2 separate regions of the Homo sapiens genome follow, and region 2 is linked to region 1. Evidence: read pairs that join two places in POLR2A ChIA-PET (ENCODE). Cell type or tissue: Panc1. All regions are shown on one strand. Each heading gives the region's core, and the rest is flanking DNA. Links, peaks and the distances in the headings are about the cores only.

Region 1 (5,382 bases), core at 162-5,161:
ACAGGAAACTGGAAATTTCTGATTTTGAAGACTGACATGATCTAACTTACATTCTAAAAAAAGATTAGCTAAGTGTTGAATACAAGCAAGCAAGAAGACTAGACCACAGACCAGAAGCTGTTATAATAATTCCAGCTGTAGACGACCATCACTTGGTCCAAAGTGGTAGCAGTGAAAACAGCTAAATGTTGGATTTTGAATAGCTTTTGAAAGGAAAGCTAACAGGTTTTTCTGTGGCTATGGGTGAAAGATCAAGGTTTTGGCCTGAACCATTTGAAAGATAAAGCTGCCATGAAATGATATGATATAGACTATGGGTGGAGCAGGTTTGGGGCATGGAGGGAGATCAACATTGGAGATATCTGTTAGATTCACACGTGGAGATGGCTCACGGGCATGAGAAGGTTTACAGCCGTGGCTAGCAAACTCTAACCCATGTACAGAATTTGATGCAGGCTTGTTTTTATATGGCCCACACACCAAGAAGACTATTGTTCCTCAGGTCACTATGCTTCTATCCACAGGGGTCAGGAAGGATACCAAATGCCCTCTACTCCCTACCACTCACAGCCTTGCCTAATGATTGGCTTGAGTCTACCAGCATTAATCCAGCCATGCCCTTTACCCAATGCGTGCTGAACACAGAGCCAATCTTGTGGATCTCTGTCCAACTCCTTATAGAAAGACGTCATGTTGGTCACCTGGAATACACTGTGGTGGGAGTATTCACACCATGAAAATTGGAAAAAGCTACACATCAGGGCTCTTCCCTGCCAAGAGCCAGTTATAGTTATCAAACACTGAACAACACATCACTGCCCTTTGTCCGTATTTATGGAATAAAGTCTTAGAATCTCAATTCATCCCTCATCTCCTGTATATGAATCCCCAAACAGCCATGAACAGCTCTTACTCCACACTACATCCCTCACCAAACCAAAACTCCTTAACCACTTCCATTGTGCTTTCTGTGACTCAAAGACCAGCCTCAGCAAAGGCCCCTGTATTGTCACCCTCTCCTCTAAATGTTTCTTCTTCTTGCTCAACAGGAAGGCTGGTCCTCCCCTGCTGACACTCATGCCCTAGCAGCCCTCTCTAGGTCTCTCCCACCCTGCTTTGGACTTGGACGTGGGGTAGATGCCCTCCTTCCTTCTCATTACCATGCTCACTACACTCCACCCGCCTCTTCTCAAATTGCCTCCATCTGTAACACTGAATCTCATGTCGTCTAACTTTATCTCCCACTACACCTTCGTTGTTGTAGTCAATTTCTGATGCTGTCTTTCCCTTATCTTTTAGTGATATAGCTCTTGACTCACAATTTCAGTATACACATTGACTGTGCTTCAATCAACATGTGATCGGTCTGTGCCATTCAGAGATGTTTTTTTCTCCTATTCTCTCTTCTATGCCTTAATGGACTTCAAGACTTAAAAGCATTTAAAAACTCCATGATCAAACAAATCTCCCTGCTGTCACCTACCAAAAAGTTATTAGAAATTATCTCTTATTCTTAATCAAATTTCTATTTATTTTTAATAAAATTTGCTTTGGGTTTATATTTAAGAATACTTTATAATCAGTTCATCAATAATAATCTCAATGTTCAAGAAGTACTTAGAACTCAGTTTTATGATATAATTCTCAAACAAAACCAATGTGTATGTCTTCCGCCCTTGGAATGCAAACTTTTGCCTGCCACATAATGAACTGACTATGCCAGCCACCAAATACACAAGGCAGCAGGGGGCGCAGTTTTGGGCCCTCCAGGTCAATGACTGAGCTTTTGTCTTTGCAGAGCAAGACGAAACTACCTAATGCATTAGCAAAGCAGAATATCCAAAACAACATGAGACAGAAATAAAAAGGGGTAAGTCTATACCAAGGCATCTCACAGTGAATGTTAATAAACTCATGTAATAACAGGCCGGCGGGGCCTATGGTATGTACTTTTATTTTTCCATGTTTAAACATTGATTATAAATGATTATGAGTTTTAAGGTTCTCACATAAGCTGATAAACAACTAGGAATAGAGAGTATACTAAAAGGAAGAGCCAGTCAACAAAAACCTTCCAGGAAAAGACTCTTTCAGGAAATGAATGCTTTTATTTCCCCTTTTGTCTCTATTGACACTGTCTAGCTCTCCGATCTTTCCGTCCAATGAATGATTCTGTTGATCATGAACCGCCCCCATGGGATTTGTTCCTGCAATGCTTCATTCTGGATTTACACTTCCATTCTATCAAGTGTAGTCAATATCCTGTCTGTAGGATGAGAGTATTGCAGATAAAAATCAATTCCCTTTGGAACTCATTTTCGGAAAAGCTTGGTGCATCACTGAAATTGAGGAACCGCTGCCTTACAAATTGGTCAAATGCTACAAGGAAGTATCTTCATACTTTAAGTATTTATTTACTATCAGCAAGAGCTGCTTCATAGCTAAAAGAAGTAAAGCAAAGATGCTTATTTAAAAAAAATAGAAAAAAGGAATAAAAGAGGAAGTAATATTAAAAGATGCATCTAGAAAAAGTTTAACCATTTCAAGAGTTAGAATAGAGCTTTTACCCAAAGATCACTCCAAACCCTCAAGGGTGGGGATGGGGCCCTCATTGTAGGTGCCTATTTTGGCAAAAGTGTGATCTGTGCATACTTAGAGCTTTCTGTATTTTTTATATATATATATATATATATATATATATATATATAAAATTATATATTATAAAAATATATATTACATTTTTATTTAATATAAATTTAATTTTTATTTAATATAAATTTTATTTAATAACAAATTTATATATAAATTTAATATTTATTTAATATATATTTAATATATATTATTATATATTATATTATATAAATATATATATTATATATATATATTTCTCCACATCATCTCCTTTATCGATCTCACTCTGGGATCTATAAATAGATTGCTTTTGGACTTATTTAGGTACTGGTTTCCAGCTCATCTTTCTTCTTTGCCTGTATGTCCTATCTCTTTTGGCTAATGCCTCTGTTTTTTTCCTCAAGAGTTTGCAGTAGAAGTATAAACACAGCTTTCATCTTTCATGTTGGCTTACCTCCAGTAACGGCAAGAAACAGAGAGACACTTCAAGAACTTGGGGGTGCAGTAGGGTAGATGAGCTGCTTGCTGTGATAGAATAACGTGTGATGGGTATTCACAATAACTGGGCACTACAGAAACAGGATGGGTATGGAAGCCACTCTGAGGATGTTTTCATTCTCACCAGCAGCATCGGCTGCCTCCCTACAATTCTCCCTGCCCTCATTCCTATAGTCCTTCAGGTTAGACCAATGGTCACCACACCATGACCCGCCACTCCTCAGAGTTACCAGGAAAACTCCTCCAAGACCTCAGGAGACCCTGTGTCCCATATCATGGATAAGCCCTCCCAGAGGCCGCCAGGACTTCAGAGCAGCTATGCCTCAGGGTCCATGTGTTCCTGCTTTTAGCTCCAAGCAACTACTGTGTAGGCATGGATCAGTTGTAAAGGGATAAGTCAAGTTCAGCTGATTCCTCCACATTATAAACACAAACAATAAGCAAGCAAGCAAACAAAAACCTGCCCAATCTCACAGACATATTACATAAGAAGGAAAAAACTATAAAATGGTTTCAAAGATTTCCCACTGGCGTTATAATTTCACTTCCTGCTCTTAATTTCTTTTTAATCTCATTATAAAACTCACCAAAAAATGCATTAGGTTTTTCATGAGACTGTCTCAGGGATTATTTTGTACTGAATGACAACATCTACAATGAAAAGTGTTTGATTAGTTAACTTCCTGGAGAAACACAAGTTTATTTTAAACACTCTTCACTTGGATTTTTTTCTATTGACTCAGTCTTAAACTTGTAAATAGGTATAACAGCAATGATATGATCATACAGACTACACATTTGTCTCAGCTATATTGAGAAAGAAGGGATAACATCAGAGCTTACAAATTAGGAATCATAATAACAAAAAGGGTAATGACCAGAGCTTCATTCAATGAGCAACAAAGTATTTTACTCTGTCTTTGGGGAGATGTACATTGATTCCATTTCCTTCTTAAATTTGTGACTATAAATATTTAAAAATTGGTTTAAAAAATGTCCCTGATGGGCTAGACTCACACAATGTAGAGGCCGATGGAATTCTAGAGAACATTAAGCTTAATTTTCTGAATTTACAAGATGAAGAAATGAAGAGACAGTGAGAGGAAGTGACTTGACATTTAAAGTCAGAAACAGACACGAAGTCCAAACCAGATCCTGTTCAGTGTTTCTTGTCTCCTCTAAATATACTGAGTAATGACTTGGATAAGACCAATGCTGAAAACTCAGGGGTAAGGCAAGACACCCCCCGCCTTGAGGTCCCAGTCCTCCAAGGGCCTAGAGCCCAATAGGAGAAACAAACCTCAAGGAACTAGTTATGCAATGAACTGTTTTAACTGTAATCGTGGTAACTATGGCAAAAAAAAGTTACAGGATGTGCTGTAAGAACAAATAATAGACGACCTGTCCTTGTAGGAATCAAAGAAGGTTTCCTAAAAAAGGTTACTCTTGAACTGAGCACAAAAGGGTGATCATCTAATTTATTTCACAAACCAGTAGTAAAAGGGGATACCTAAAAACAGTAAATGTTAACTGATCTACAACAGACATAAACTGGGTCTGTCCTGAGCCAGCTGGGATGTAAGGTCCTTTGCTGCAGAAGGATAAGTCAGTACTAAGCAAGGGAAGCAAGCGGGTGGGTATCCTGTATAAGTGGGGAGAGCAACGAGAATTCCCAGAGACAAGAAGGGAGGTGGTTCGTTAAGCAAATAATCTAACATTTACTGGGGGCTTATTAACTGTCAGTCACTGTGCTACCACCGCACACGTTTCATCTCATTTAATTCACACAAATCCCCTAAGAAGCTGAGACTAATAACTGCATTTCAGAGATGAGAACACTGATGCATAGGTTCAAGAACTTGTCCATTAATAAAAGTTTTGTTTTGTTTAAGAACTTGTCTAAGATCATACCTAGTAAGTGAAAAGTTAAGATTCAAACTCAGGTATCTGATCCGGGAAACTAAGAACGTAACCAATATACCAAAGTGGCTGTGGCTGGACGTCAGAGGGAAAGAGATGGAAGAAAAAATTTAGGTAGATAAGGGAAGGAACTGAATTACACAAACCCTGCTGTTTATATTAAGGATTTGGTTACTCAGACTAATATACTAATGGATTTGAAGGAACAGAGTAACAAGATCAGGTTCATATTAATATATCATTCTGACCACAGCATGGGGAATGGAGAGAGAAGACAAAATAAACATAGGGAAACAAGGTAGAGACCAATGAAAGAGGCAAGAGTTTGGTCAG
Region 2 (5,382 bases), core at 296-5,295, 530 kb after region 1:
CTCTGGGGGCCTAGAGGAGCCACAGCCCCCCTGCTGCAAGCCAGAGAGAGACCGGAGGGCTTCTCAGAGGAGGGAGGTTGCAAGTACATGGTGGGAAAGGTGCAGACGTCTGTTAAGGGCACCCACAAAGGTGATGCAGGAGGAAGTGCTGTGGCTGGGAGACCAGGGCCGGTCCAGAGACTGGCCAGTGAGAATAGGAAAGCCTGCTGATATCCACAGGGCCTGGTCGTGGCAACCCTGATGAAACGTGCTAGGCTGTCTGGAACCTGCCCGTTAGGCAAAAGGAGCCACTCAAGAGGATCCCACCCAGCTGATGCCAGTTTCAGCTGAATCTGGTCTGTGGCTGGGGGCAGATTGGGAGAAGTCAATGCCTCACTGTTTTTGTTGTCGGGATCAATGGACGGCTGCCATTTGCAGGTGTTGCATCTGGGATAAAGTGAAGGGACAAGTTTGGAGCCAGGGCTTGGTGGCCGAAATGTGTGTTGGGAGAGCAATGGGCCAGGCAGCTCCCCTGGTGCTGGCTTGGAAGGTGGGTGGGTGTTGGAGCATTTCATGGAGCAGGGCCACAAGGTCAGCACTGGGTTTGGGAGTAGACACTCCTTGTGAGAAGAAGCCATCCTGGCCCGGTGCAGCTGCTCACGCCTGTAATTCCAACACTTTGGGAGGCCAAGGCACGAGGATTGCTTGAGCCCAGGGGTTCAACACCAGCCTGGGTGATATGGTTTGCATCTGTGTTCCCAGCCAAATCTCGTGTTGAATTGTTAGCCCCAGTGCTGCAGGTGGGGCCTGATGGGAGGTGATTGGATCATGGGGGAGGAATTCTCCCTTGCTGTTCTCATGATATTGAGTGAGTTCTCACGAGATCTGGTTGATTAAAAGTATGTAGCATCTCCCCGTTCTTTCTCTTCCTTCTCCTCTGTCCATGTAAGACGTGTCTGCTTCGCCGTTGCCTTCCACCGTGATTGTGAGTTTCCTGAGGCCTTCCCTAGCCATGCTTCCTGTATAGTCTGTGGAACGGTGAGTCAATTAAACCTCTTTTATTTATAAATTACCTGATTTCAGGTAGTTCTTTACAGCACTGCAAGAACAGACTAATACACTAGGAAACATAGCAAGACGTCTACATCTCTACAAAATAACAACAACAAAAAATTAGCTGGGCATGGTGGTGCATGCCTGTAGTTCCAGCTACTCAGGAGGGTGAGGCAGGAGGATTGCTTGAGCCCAGGAGGTTAAGGCTGCAGTGAGCTATGATTGAGCCACTGCACTCCAGCCTGTGTGACAGTGAGACCCTGTCTCAAAACAAATAACAAAAAGGCCGGGTGCAGTGGCTCACGCCTGGAATCCCAGCACTTTGGGAGGTCAAGGTGGGTGGATCACCTGAGATCAGGAGTTCAAGACCAGCCTGGCCGACATAGTGAAACCTTGTCTCTAGTAATAATACAAAAATCAGCTGGGCATGGTGGCAGGGAACTGTAATCCCAGCCACTTGGGAGGCTGAGGAAGGAGAATCACTTGAACCCGGGTGGCAGAGGTTGCAGTGAGCCAAGGTTGTGCCACTGCACTCCAGTCTGGGCAACAAAGAGAGACTCCATTTCAAAAAAAAAAAAAAGCCGGGCATGGTGGCTCACACCTGTAATCTCAGCACTTTGGGAGGCCGAGGTGGGCAGATTACCTGAGGTCAGGAGTTCGAGACCAGCCTGGCCAACACAGTGAAACCACGTTTCTATTAAAAATACAAAAATTAGCTGGATGTGGTGGCGGGCACCTGTAATCCCCAGGTACTCGGGAGGCTGAGGTAGAAGAATTGCTTGAACCTGGGAGGTGGAGGTTGCAGTGAGCCGAGATCACGCCACTGCACTCCAGCCTGGTCGACAAGAGCAAAACTCCATCTCAAAAAACAAAGAAAAGCATCCTGAATTTAGTGAAGGGGAAGCTTGAAAGCACCTGTGCTGTATTCTCACCAACATAGGCCAACCTCATCAAACAACTCCCTTCCTCTGTGTCTCCATTTCTGTCTCCCTGTCTTTTTTCTGCTCCCTAAAATCTGTTTTGAGCATCGAGTATTGGGCAGCCTACACATGACATTAAGGAAAACCTGGCAATAATTGTAGGTGACATAAAATTTATTGAGATCCTTGTTTTTAACTTTACTACTCAGAATGTGAATCTATTTCTTCAAAACTAGGGTGGAATCCTGAATAGAGGCACATGTGAGAGATAAAGCTCGAGACTGGGTGCAGTGGCTCACACCTGTAATCCCAGCACTTTGGGAGGCCAGGTGGGAGGATCACTTAAGCCCAGGAGTTTGAGACCAGCCTGGGCAAGATGGCCAAACCCAGTCTCTACCAAAAAAAAAAAAAAAAAAAAAGCAAAAATTAGCCAGGTGTGGTCACGTGCACCTGTAGTCTCAGCTACTTTGGAGGCTGAGGCAGGAGAATTGTTTGAGCCCAGGAGGCAGAGGTTGTAGTGAGCCGAGATCGTGCCACTGCATTCCAGCCTGGGCGACAGAGCAGGACCCTGTCTCCAAAAAATAAAAATAAAAAAAAAAAGTCTGCCCCTATGAGTTGAGCAACCTCATGAAGATATCCTTTCTTAGCTTGTTTTCCCAGCTCTAAAATACAATGCAAACTATCCCACGGGGTGTATTAGGGCCCAGTGAAATTTCTCTGCTAGGGCTATAATTGTCTGTCTTCTTATAGCCGTTCTTATTTTTGACTTTGGAGGTATTAAATATTCAGCCCATGCCAGAGTGAGGATCTCCTTTTCACCTTCTGTCTGAATTGTGCCTTGAATCTGTTTCGCGATGGGTGCGAACTGGGTGAGACACTTGTCTTAGAACCGCAGCCCTGGCAACTCCACGCCGCCTGACCTCGAGCCGGTTTCCATAGCCTGAATCCTTCCTCTCATTTGCAAACAACTTTCTTAGTAAATGATGACAAAGCAGAATGCAATCCCTTCTATAAGAGATATGACTCAGAACAAATTGTAGCCGCGTTTTCCTCACTTTTCTCCTGCGTGGTGCGTGCTTCATCATCTTAAAGATCTCTTTGTTTGATAGTCAAGTGCATTAGTGTAGACAAGTGTGATATTTCTTCTCTTGTAATAATTATTTCCTGTTATAATTTCGGAGTTGTATCATAGCTTCTAACGTCGTCCCCCAGCCCTTGAGCATAAAGATTTCCCCTGGACTCCTAGCAATGTTACATGCAAAACAAATGACATCAGCAGAATAGAACAGACTTGTAGAAAGATCTTCTAGGAAGAAAGCAAATAGGAAGATCAGCTACAAACCGAGACGGGTGGATCACGAGGTCAGGAGATGGGGACCATCTTGGCCAACATGGCAAAACCCCATCTCTCTCAAATACAAAAAATCAGCTGGGTGTGGTCACACACCTGTAGTCCCAGCTACTCAGGAGGCTGAGGCAGGAGAATCGCTGGAACCCGGGAGGTGGAGGTTGCAGTGAGCTGAGATAGCGCCACTGCACTCCATTCTGGGGACAGAGCAAGACTCCGTCTCAAACCAGCTAAGCAGGAAGAACATTGCTTTGCAAGAAAAATACCTATGTATTCATTTAACAACAGCTCCAAACAAAGGCAGTGGGTTCATCAAGGGTTCGGGCAGCTTGTATCATCTTTAATTATAATAATTTTTAATGGTGGTGACCTGATTATTACATTTACAATGTTTGTTTATCAAAAGGTCTGAGGGGCGACCAAGGAATTCTTTCAGCAGTACTCTGTACACTAATGAAGTTGCAAAGCTCTCAAATGCAGAGAGCACATAAAAGCCATGGCAATAAAAGAGCTTAAACTCCCCAAGCCTGAAGTGCTTGCCTACTGCATCACCGGCCGTCAATAGGTACTTTGCTCTGAGGACATCAGGTGGTGTTAGCAACCTGTCGATTAGATGGAGGTGAGCCCAGAGGCCAGAAAGTCACTGATGGGCCAGGGCTAGAGTCACAGGTGATGGTGAGACCCAGGCTACTCAAAGTGTCCCCAGACCAGCTGCCTGGCGTCACTGGGAGCTTGTGAGAGGTGCAGAATAAGGCCACCCAGACCTGTAGTATCAGAAACTGCTAAGGGTGCCGGGTGCGGTGGCTCACATTTGTAATCCCAGCACTTTGGGAGGCCCGGGTGGGCAGATCACTTGAGGTCAGCGGTTCGAGACCAGCCTGGCTAACATGGTGAAACCCCATCTCTACTAAAAAATACAAAAAGTAGCCAGGTGTGGTGGCACACACTTGTAGTTCTAGCTACTTAGGAGGCTGAAACAGGACAATCACTTGAACCTGGGAGGCAGAGTTTGCAGTGAGCCAAGATGGCACTACTGCACTCCAGCCTTGGTGCCAGAGTAAGATTCCATCTCAAAAAAAAAAAAAATGCTGAGGAACAAGATGCACAGGTGACCCGTGTGCTCGTTAATGTTTGAGAAGCAGAGGTTTAGGAAACAGCTTTTGAAGAAATCAAACCAAGAGAGGGGTAGGAATTGTCAGGCAAGAGGTGGCCCTGGAATGTGAGGCTGTGAGCAGCATGACCTTGTCTTATCTCATTGCACCTGCAATTAAACCTTTTGTCCAAACAAGATCTTACTCTGAGGTTCCAAGTAGATGTGAATTTGGGAGAAGACAGCATTTAACCCAGTGCAGAGGAGAAGATTAGCAAGAACCTTAGGGCATCAGGACTCCTGAGTTCTGCTCCTGGCTGGGGCTACTCCAGGGGGTTCTGTTTCCATGTGCATTTTAAAAAAAAAAAATTGTCATTGAAATCTTTTTTTTTTTTTTTTTTTTTTTTTTTTTTTTTTTTTTTTTTTGAGATGGAGTCTCGCTCTGTGACCCAGGCTGAAGTGCGGTGGCGCGATCTCGGCTTACTGCAATCTCTGCCTCCCAGGTTCAAGCAATTCTCCTGCCTCAGCCTCCAGAGTAGCTGAAATTACAGGTGTATTCCATGTCTGGCTAATTTTTATATATTTAGTAGAGACAGTGTTTCACCATGTTGGTCAGGCTGGTCTCGAACTCCTGACCTTGTGATCTGCCTGCCTCGGCCTCCCAACGTGATGGGATTACAGGTGTGAGCCACCGTGCCTGCCTGGTCATTGAAATCTTACATGCTAAAGTGGCAGAGAACACATTGAGGACAGATGAAAAGGCAGCTGATGAGAAGGGACTGAGATTCCGCTCTCCTTGAGCATGCAGACTTCTCTGACCTGGTCCCCGGGAGAGGCCCCAAGCCTCTCCACTCCCATCTCCTTGTATTTAAAACTGAGCTAATAACTTGGAACTCCCTCACAGGAATAGTGGGAAGAACTGGTGTTTAAAATAAAATGATTCTCAACCGTGTTGCAAATGCAAGTTGCCTCAGGAATATTAACTAGGAGGG

Evidence for each region. Peaks named below come from ENCODE experiments on the same cell type or tissue, not always from the same donor. Only the 100,000 strongest peaks of a DNase experiment are listed, where the experiment ranks them.
Region 2: POLR2A ChIA-PET joins it to region 1 with 6 read pairs; 1 of 35 experiments calls an interaction of 5 or more read pairs at or near these places.

Annotation. Positions count from the first base shown.
Region 1 is chr7:3,670,086-3,675,467 of GRCh38, reverse strand. The region is part of intron 4 of SDK1 (sidekick cell adhesion molecule 1); the gene reads right to left. Among named protein-coding and RNA genes, the nearest start is that of SDK1-AS1, 320 kb to the right of the region's middle. In Panc1, for the core only: CTCF peaks have their summits at 1,537 and 1,760 (motif pointing right); no DNase peak of the experiment used is centred there; H3K27ac peaks cover 831 bases.
Region 2 is chr7:3,144,616-3,149,997 of GRCh38, reverse strand. LOC100129603 (a long non-coding RNA gene) reads left to right here. Exons shown (of 4, transcript NR_126024.1): 3 at 930-1,017. Among named protein-coding and RNA genes, the nearest start is that of CARD11, 100 kb to the right of the region's middle. In Panc1, for the core only: no CTCF peak of the experiment used is centred there; a DNase peak (open chromatin) is centred at 3,027.